Linked DNA regions of Mus musculus: all the other regions are linked to region 3. A link is a loop called in an ENCODE intact Hi-C map of the cell type or tissue named here. Cell type or tissue: left cerebral cortex. All regions are shown on one strand. Links, peaks and the distances in the headings refer to the core of each region. The heading gives the core; the rest is flanking DNA.

Region 1 (3,163 bases), core at 267-2,766, 740 kb before region 3:
CATGACACTATCTCAAAAAATATATATTTTAAGATATGTAATAAATGGAATAAGATGAATTTTTTTAAGTATAGGAATAGTCAGCTCAGAAGCAAAAGAGATTTGCCAAAGTAAAGAACAAGGCTTTTAAATTCAGGTTTAAAAACAAAGTTTTCATGCAAGGTGCAAGGCTTCAGGGGAGCCCTTTGGCTCCCCCCACCCCGTGTGTGTGTGTGTGTGTGTAGATCTAAGAAAGAAATAGGATTATACCCACGATAGGAACAGATATATAGATATATTCCCAAAGTTCCCAGCTGTGTTGGGAAGCTGGAATGTTAGTTAGCTTTGAAAAAGTCCTAAAACTATACAGTGTTTTCTAGACCAAAAGAGAAGACTTTAAGTGGATGCTTCTTGCAATGTTTCCAAGATTCAGCTCTCAATACTTCATTAGACTCTGACTGCTGATCTTTTTTTTTTTTTTTTTTTTTTTTTTTTTTTGAGACAGGTTTCTCTGTATAGCCATGGCTGTCCTGGAACTCACTTTGTAGACCAGGCTGGTCAGAAATCTGCCTGCCTCTGCCTCCCAAGTGCTGGGTGGGATTAAAGGTGTGCGTCACCATGCTCGGCCTGACTGCTGATCTTAAAGATGTGCATTGAAGGACTACACAGCGACAGAGAAACCCCATCTCAGAAAACCAGCCAGCCAGCCAAACAAACAAACAAAAAGAAAGCAAGCATATAGAAACATGGTCTTGATTTAAACTTTTATTGGGCAGTGGTGGCTTATGCCTTTACTCCTAGCAGTAAGGAGGCAGAAGCAGGAGGATCTCTGAGTTCAAGGTCGGCCTGGTCTACAGAATGAGTTCCAGGACAGCCAGGGCTACACAGAGAAACCCTGTCTTGAAAACCAAACCACACCAAAAAGATAGCCACTGAAGGAACACTGAGTAGACACATTTGAAAGAGCTGGAAGGTCATTCCCAACCACAACGGACTGAAACACGGATTGAAAACAGCCCTTCTGTTTCAGCATTAACTTGAAGTTGATGTCAATGGAAAGGAATAGGCAATAATTCAAACGTTAAAGCCAAGCCTACGGGTACTATTCTGTAATTCCAGCTCTTGGATGCTGAACAATTGTAGAGAGTTTGTTGCCAGCATGGGCTGCTGAGTGATATTCTGTCTCAAAAAGTCAAAACCAACGAAACCCCCAAAGGAACAAACACAATTCAAAAGTTAAAGACAATGAAGGAAAGGCTAGTTACAATAAAAAATATGACTTTTATAATACAAACTGTAAAAGTGTGTGTGCGTGAGTGCGCATTCCTGTGTAAGCCAGAGGTTAATGCCGAGTTAATTCTCCATTTGAGTTTTTGAGATCAAGTCTCTCACTGAACCTGGAACTCAATAATAAGGCTAGAATGGCTGGCCAGGAGTCCTCCTGTCAACCCCGTCTAAAAGTCTAATAAAACTTTCTGCATACTTGTTTATACATGTATTTCTTATTTTATGATCATCAGAGAGTCTTCCATTTTTGGATTTTCATAATTAAATAATGCACTACCTCTCCCATATCATATCTAACTCCTAACTACCTCCCCCAAGGGATTTAGAACGGTGTTTACAGTGGTCACCAGCACCTTGGTACATTATTAAAAGGGGATAATAATAGACATTTGAGGAGTAAAACATTGGAAAGGACATATATCCAAGGAACAAATACTCCTTGAATTCAGGCTCCTACTTGCCAGAAAAGTCTGTTTCAGTTCGCCAAGCCGACGCAGGCGGCAGGTGGCGCTCTCACCCTGGCAGTCCCGCGTGCGGGTTTTTAGTCTTTGCGTTCGACTACCGAGGGACCCGGGCGAATAGCGCACATTAATGAAGCACAGAAGGATCTTCAAGCTGCAAAGCAGCCTTCTTTCTCTGTGGCGGAGTTGAAGCCAAGACTGATCCCGACTCGGGGTCTCAGGGAGGAGGCTATAGCGATCCTTTTCACTTTAAGGCGAAGTTCAGAAACTACGCAGAGAGGCCACTTGGAGAACATTTGGAGTGAAGTACGCAAATTTGAAGAAAGCCTAAGCTTGGAAGGTTCGAGGTCTCGGGAATCACCTTGAATGGTGTAGCGCATCCCTTCCTGTGCTCTCAGAAGGGCATTTTGGAGGCAGGTTCGGGAACGTATGAGAGTACCTCTCACTGATTCTCTACCGCCTGCTCTTGGAACTGATCAAAATCACAGTCATTTTGGTCTTTTCTCACAAATGGTCGGCGTGTATGCAACTCCCGCTCTCCATTTGAGCCGATGACAACTTCTGGTGTGACACTGGACGCCTGGGCATTTGCTAACCTGACACAAAATGGGAAGATGACCTTTTAAAAAGCGCCCAGAGGACAAGAACTCAGATCCAGTCCCCAGCCACCAAGAGCTCTGAGCATCTCTAGCCATTCCAGAACAGGACTTCTCAAAGGGCGTGGCCCGCACAGACCAGAGTCCCCAGAGTTTTATAGACGATGGGTCCTTCGGATTCGCTCAAACCTACTGACTGTAATCTCTGAGCATGGGGAAAGGAGATCTGCTGGTCCAACAGCATAAAACTGTCCATATTTTGTTTCTACGACCAAGAAAACCCTCCAATTTAGCATTCTTCCAGTCGATTCCCGTTGAATAAATGTCTACCCTTGGCGACTGTGCTGGTCCCTAGGACTTGAAGAGCAAGGGAGAGGGGACCCACTGTGGGAAGGCAAAACTCATCTTTGGGGATGGAGCCTGGACGAGTGCTGGAGATTTCCCAGTGACTCGGGGGTTCTGATGGGGGGGGGGGGAGCACAGGGCACTGCTTTAGTTGTGGGGGTGGGGAGGACCCAGGGGCTCCTCAATTGCGTTCTATACCCGGCTGCCACGCGCACCTGGGTCGGCTGCCAGTCCTTGGGCTGAACTTGGGAGGAGTGGGGCGGGCTCCTCTGCAACTCGAGCGGGGCGGGGATGCTAGAGAGGAGGAGGGAAAGTGGGGGTCTGTCTCCCCACTTCCCGCCCCCCGCCACCACCTTTGGCTTTATAATTGGCTCGCGCAGCGGTTTCTTTCCTCTTATCTGATCCTGGGTGAGAGGCGAGGGGAAGGAAGCTCTGTAGGGCAGGAGGCGACGGGAGAGGGACAAGGAGAGGACAGAGTGAACGACAGGAAAGAGA
Region 2 (3,163 bases), core at 267-2,766, 490 kb before region 3:
AAACTAGCCTATGCATACGCAAAAGACAAGTTTACCACATTCCATGTGAACTAATACTTTAAAAAAGCTTGATAAATAATAGAAATACTGCCACATGTCAACTTGCTGTCAAAGTTTTAAATATTCACATCTGTTATTTACCTGATTATAGACAGGTAACAACTACATTTAAAGGAAATGTACTTCAAGTAGTGTTAGGCTAGGAGTTGTCTTGGATTAACATATCAGAAACTAATTCTTTCTCTTCTATCTAGAATCTGCTTCAGTTTCAGTATTCCCTATGAGTCAGCCTTCCGGTTGCCCAAACCAGAATTCTTAAAAGTTATTCTTGTTTCTCTTTACACCCACATTCAAATCTTTAATATATATTGTGGACTTCTTAGAACTCCAATGTTTCAGCCTGACTTGTAAAATGAGTATTTTGTGTGGTACACTAAAATAGAATTCTAACTGAATTCTCCCTTTAGCCCTTCAAAGATCTCCCATCTGTGAACAGTTTATCTTCCACCTGGCGGCTTGAGTGCTTGCTTGATCCTTCTGATGCCTAAGACTTCTAGGTCAAAACTCTACAACAGGTCTTCATTCTTTATAAACAGTCTTAAGCAGCGCAGGCTTGACTTCAAGCTCACTAAGTATCGGAGAAGGCTGGCCTTGAACTTCGGATCTTTCTCCCTCCACCTCCCAAGTGCTAGGATAACATGCGTGCACCATAATTCCAGGTTTATGCGGTGTTGGGGATGGAACCCAGGCATGCTACGCTACATCAGCTACAGCTCCACACCTTCCCTTCCCCCTCCCCTACTGTACTAAACAAAAATAAACATCTTTTAGTGGTTTTTACTGCCCCACGTCATTCAACCTATTATTTCACTTTAGCTCTCTTTCCGCAAGGAACAAAAGACACGAAAGGGGCAGACTGAGGAGAGAAAGGAGCCAAAACAAAGATATCAAGTGGTAGGCAGACTCACAACCCTCTGGTAAGTGACTCCTAAAGCATTTCTTGGGTACGGGTGTCAGCTTCCCTGAAAGCTCAGCTTCTGCACTAAATCCCTGTGAACACTGCTCTTCATTTTCGCCAGCGTACTGAGCACACTATCCTGCCCGAAACGCGCAAACTCACCTGGGGCGCCCTAGAGAAGCTGGACATGCTCTCCGACCCGCGGCGTCCTTTACTTTGCACCCGCCCCGCCGGGGAACCAGCACCACGGGTCCGGCGGGAAACACAGACACCCGAGCATGAAGGTTCCTACTGCCGTCGCGTGCGCTCATCTGCTTCCCCGCCACACTCGGGTCCCCGCCGGTAGCGGTTTCGTTATGAGAGGAGCAGAGAGTGTGGCTCCTGAGAGAATAATTTCCCACAATAATTGGCGGGAAAACCGACGTAGGACATTATTTTGCAGCCAACCTGAGCGGCAGGAAACCGGAAGTGCACGTTGCGCGCGGCTCTTTTGAGACCTAACACTGAGTCCGGGCGCGAAGAGGATGGATCGGTACTTGCTGCTGGTCACCTGGAGGGAAGGGAAGTTTCGATCCGTGGCGGGTGGGGAGATCGAGCCTGGCACTGAGGCGACATCCCTGGAGAGCACCGACAAACAGCCCGGTAAGCTCTGGGCGGAGAAGAGGCGGGAACGACCGGCGGCGGGGAAGCGAAGGATTTGAGTTTCTGATGAAATCCCGGAGGGAGGCGCATAGGTCGAATGGTCCCGGGAACGTGCAACTAACTCTCTGAAGTAGTTTCTATAAGAACTGAGCAGTAGTATGTCAATGGAAAAGATATAAAGTTGTGGGTATTAGATGCCAGTGTCCCAAGTGCTTGGTGAACTGAATATTTGCCTGGTTGAATCTTCTGGTGGCATAGTCATCGAATTTTTGCTTTTAGGGAAGGTATGCTTGCAGAAAGAAGTGTCCCTTGGCGTTCCTACCACCTTGAAGAAAGCACAGAAAGAAATGATAGGTTCTGCAGATCTGAGTTTTACATTCTATGAAGGAAACATTCCACACTAAAAAAAGAGAAATGACCAGCTTTAAAAGATTTTAGCTGCATTGCTTTTTTGGCGTACTTGACTAATCTCAATATTACGTTTTCCTTGTTTTGATTAAGCAGACATTTTTAGGAAGAAATGTATATAGTTCGTATATACTTCTTTTGGAAGGAAGTTTTGATTTCTTGTTACTGATTAGCATATACAAATGAGGAGACTTGGCTGTTTTCTCTGCGGTGTCAGCACTTGAATAGACTTGGTCAACATGTATTCTGTCTACAACTTACTGGCCTTCAGATCCTCTGATAGTGAAATGGAAACAGGCCCTAGATTATGTTAACTCTTGAGTTAGATGACTGAGTCAGGTCTTTATTTTTATAGATTTGACCGCAACCAATATTTATCACCTCTTGAAGAGAAGCATCAGCGATTCAATCCATCCAGATGACAGTACATTCCCTGGTAAGTACAGAAGTGTAATGGTAATGAAATTCCTCTCCTATCCACCACCACCCCCCACCCCCAAAGTCTGACACAGCATTTTTTTGGAAATCAGTCAGTTTGATAACCTAGGAGTACAAGAAAGACTTGTTGACTTGAGAGGCACAGGGCTATGGGGGTATCTTAAAGAAAACCTCAACTACATTACTATTCCTTCCTGATATTTGAATGTTGTAAGTTTTTATAAAAGTTATTCTGGGTTCCCATTGTGAGAGTTTTGCTTCCATATAACCCTTGCTCTCCTGGAACTCTTTATCTGTAGACCGGCCTGGCCTTGAACTCACAGAGATCTGCCTGCTTCTGTCTTCCCAAGTGCTGGGATTAAAGGCATGTGCCACCACTGCCCTGCTTGTGGAAGGGTTCTTGTCTTGAGTAAAGACAACCCGTTACAGCTCCCACTCTGCCTTCTTTACCACATGTGGGTGTTGTTTTCCTGTCTATTTTACTGATTCTCTTAAAGCAAAAACAGCTTTGAGTCATCTGCTTTGACTTTCTGAAGTTCTCACTACTTTTTTTTTTGGGGGGGGGGCAAGAAATCTTCCCTACTTTTAGTTCTATTGGTACTTTACAAATATATCTATTTGTAAATGTATTTGATAATTTTCTTCTCTTTTACTTCTCCATCTGATAATATCCTTTAAGGCCCAGAAAATATGAATATGGAGACAGATCAGATCCTA
Region 3 (3,163 bases), core at 400-2,899:
ACAGATTTTGCAGGAACGACATAGAATGTCTCCACTTTGCTAATTCTAAAGGATGCTGGACCTAGACAATGATCATCCATGGACCACTAACTAATGAGTGACAGGAACCCTGACCATGGAGGCTTATCAGATGAACATTTTCCCTGCTCACTGATCAGTTCTAACATCAGCAAGTGGGGAGAGCTGGAATCATGGGAGTCCTGAGACAAATACAACTGAAACGGGGTCAGATCCTCCCTACACAGAGAATAAACTCTGTACTCTAATCACACGTTTGTATTAATTGTGCATGGTCACAGAAGAATAAATTATTTGACAGTATAGCATCAGTGCACCTATTATTTGAAACGTTCTATGGCCCAAAATTTCCATTTTCTTTTCAGGACAGAGGAACACGTGCATGGCAGAAGGCCAAGGGGAAGTACTATGAACCCCCAAGGACAGGGGAGACTGACACCAATGAGCTCAGTGGATCCTGAGCTGAACAGTCCAGAGGGAAAAGTGCATTTTGGAGGACACTCGGGTCCATTTGAAAGATGGCTTGCTTATCAGATTGTATACCATGATTATTAAATGTATTTTGCGTGATAGTGAGCGAGCTCTGAACTCTGGTCTACTAACAACACACAATGGCAGGCCTAGAGTTAAAGAGACACAGTATCTGGGCTAAGCTTATTACAAACACAAAACGATACATGAAACAAGGTAGGTCTGATTCAGACTGGGCTTTTCGGTTCCTATAGAGCATTCTTTGAGGGGTCACTTGAGGTGAGAAAACAGAATTTGGGTAAAATGAATGCAAAAATAATAAAAGGGAAGCTATGCTTAGCAGCATTGTCTTTGACGGGTAGCTATTTTGGCTAATATTAGATTATACTCAAAAGTACCAGAAATACCCCTATTGCCCACGTCAAGATAAGGACTTCATTGTCAAGGCCTACCAGTTCCTTGAAGAACTTCCTTCTGCTTCAGAAACCATCTTGATTACTGATGAAGAAGACAGGGCAGTGGGGTTTGTGTCTCTGCTTCTGTGGCAGCTGTGTTATCATGTCCTTTCTGTTCTCATTAGTCAACCAGAGCCGACTATTGGTCAAGAGAACTCTACCCAGCTCAGTGGAAGTTGGTTCCTTTAGGACAACCCACTGTTTTTTCCTTTTTCCTTTTATTTTTCTTCTTCTCCCAGGAAAGTCTTCAGATATTTTATCTAGTTCAAATCTCATCAATGGGAATCCCCCTTTCTTCCCTTTTGTGCGTTATCCTTGAGTTTATGTAAGGTGAGCAATTTTAAGTCCTCCTGAATGAAGCAATCTGGGCTAAAGTTAGAAAAAAAATATGAGAGAGAGAGAGAGGGGGGGGGGGTGGGGGGAGAGGGAGAGGGGGGGAAGGGAGGGGGAGGGGGAGAGGGATCGTATTGTCCAAGGCGCCTTCAAATATGCTCGCACAAACCACGTGACACAGACTCTTTGCTCCAGTAGGTTTTTATCCTTCTTGTATCATTAGAACAATCAAACTCTAGTGTTAGACCGACAGAAGATGGCAATGTATTAGTATTTCCTCACACTCTGCCTAGAGGGAATTTTGACCCCAGAAAGCAGTTCTCTGGCAGGAAACAGTGGGAGAAGACATGAAGTGAGACAATAGAGAGGATTTTCCAGGCTGTTTATCTACCCACCACCATGTTTTCCTGGGCACAGATCTGAGCCCTTAAAACCAAAACAACCTAGACTGAAAAGGTAACACAAAACATTCCCCGCGGCCATGGCTACGCAGTCCCTTGGTATTGCTGCCATCTATTGGCACCAGGTGGTAACACCGGACAAAGTGAAGCCCTAGGGTGTTTGGTGTTTGTTTCCCTGAATACCAATGGTCCCACAGGTAGAACAGACTTACTTCAGAGAGGGCGGATCATATGATAAGACTTTAGTGGTGAAAATATATGTATGTGATATATATTCTTGAGAAGGGCTGTGCGTTTGTGCTATCTTAACGTGCCCCCAAAGGGCTCCTACCAGCTGAAGAGACTAAACAGGGTAGGATTAATACCCACGAAAGCCAGTGGAATAACCTTCGCAGTTCTTCTGTGTTACAGCAGAGAATCCCATGGCCCTTTGCGGCAGGTTTTAGAGGATGGTAAAGATTTGTCCCATCTGAACGATTACTGTAAGTGTTGGGTTGTACTAAACTCATCATTATTTGAGGAAAGTGGTCTTTATTCAGTTTCTGTCTGTGTACCCAGTGGCTCAAAGTCTCTAAGCCATAGGGATTTTCTTGATCTTAGGACAGAGTCATGAGAACCTCTGGGTAAAGTGTTAGGACTATCACCCTACAGTGCATTTTCCCACTCTTCTGGATTCAGGCCAACAGTTAACGTTAATTTTTAATGAAATGACCTAACATATTTTAAAACAATTACAACTTCTTTGATTAGTAGGCAGCTACAGCTTGTGCTTCTTGGCTGTCCTACCTGAGCTTGGCTACCACTCTCCGGGGGGACTCCCCAGGTTTAGTATGTGGCTTGCCTGTGTCATGACACTGGAGACTCCTGCCACAGTTCAGGAGGTATACTGGGGGACATAGAAGCTACTTCAGAAGGAGGGGAGTCATTTAGGCCTTCTGTCTCCATGTCTCCGTTGTAGTTTATGTATATTCATTTAAGAAGCTTTTATGGATGAAATGACCTAGCATTAATTAAACTTATCTTTACAAACAAGATGAGGCGATTCTAATTGAAAAATTTGCTGATTCAACAGAATAAGTAATTACTAAAACCTTGTACCTAAAAATGAAATCAAAGTACAAATAATAGATGATATCAAGGAAGATGGAGAAGAAAGTTCAGAAAAGTCCACACTACTGTAGGTCCTGGTCAGTTTCTGGATAAGGAAAGAAATCCAGGTTAAATCAGGTGAGTCTGTGGGCCTCCTTAGAGATTATAGGGAATCCCCAGGACAACTAGCTGCAGCCTCAGATGATAAGATACACTCACCGTTAATTGTTGAATGAATATACCTTTATTCCAGAAAAAGTCCACTTATATGTTCACTGTAAAAGACATATCCAAGTCGCAAAACAGTACGGTTAGTTTCTGTAAAATGGCCTGAGTAAAAAACACACCAAGAAATTAATATTAAAACTAAAGATAATTTAGCATTATTAACATTAG

The links. Hi-C counts contacts between places; a loop is a spot of excess contacts. Peaks named below come from ENCODE experiments on the same cell type or tissue, not always from the same donor. Only the 100,000 strongest peaks of a DNase experiment are listed, where the experiment ranks them.
Region 1: it touches region 3 in a loop (7-fold over the local background); 19 of 42 quality-filtered maps call a loop at or near these places.
Region 2: a loop joins it to region 3, with 11 times the contacts of the local background. A loop is called at or near these places in 22 of 42 quality-filtered maps.

Annotation. Positions count from the first base shown.
Region 1 is chr15:55,304,693-55,307,855 of GRCm38, forward strand. It overlaps Col14a1 (collagen, type XIV, alpha 1), which reads left to right and starts at 3,059. Exons shown (of 48, transcript NM_181277.4): 1 at 3,059-3,163. In left cerebral cortex, for the core only: a CTCF peak has its summit at 1,761 (motif pointing right); a DNase peak (open chromatin) is centred at 1,789; H3K4me3 peaks cover 464 bases.
Region 2 is chr15:55,556,138-55,559,300 of GRCm38, forward strand. Mrpl13 (mitochondrial ribosomal protein L13) reads right to left here and starts at 1,175. Exons shown (of 7, transcript NM_026759.3): 1 at 1,121-1,175. The coding sequence starts at 1,147. Mtbp (Mdm2, transformed 3T3 cell double minute p53 binding protein) reads left to right here and starts at 1,271. Exons shown (of 22, transcript NM_134092.3): 1 at 1,271-1,600; 2 at 2,364-2,444. The coding sequence starts at 1,483. In left cerebral cortex, for the core only: no CTCF peak of the experiment used is centred there; DNase peaks (open chromatin) are centred at 1,227 and 1,424; H3K4me3 peaks cover 1,774 bases; H3K27ac peaks cover 850 bases.
Region 3 is chr15:56,045,286-56,048,448 of GRCm38, forward strand. No RefSeq gene overlaps it. Among named protein-coding and RNA genes, the nearest start is that of Gm46516, 120 kb to the left of the region's middle. In left cerebral cortex, for the core only: a CTCF peak has its summit at 1,800 (motif pointing left); a DNase peak (open chromatin) is centred at 1,756; H3K4me3 peaks cover 324 bases.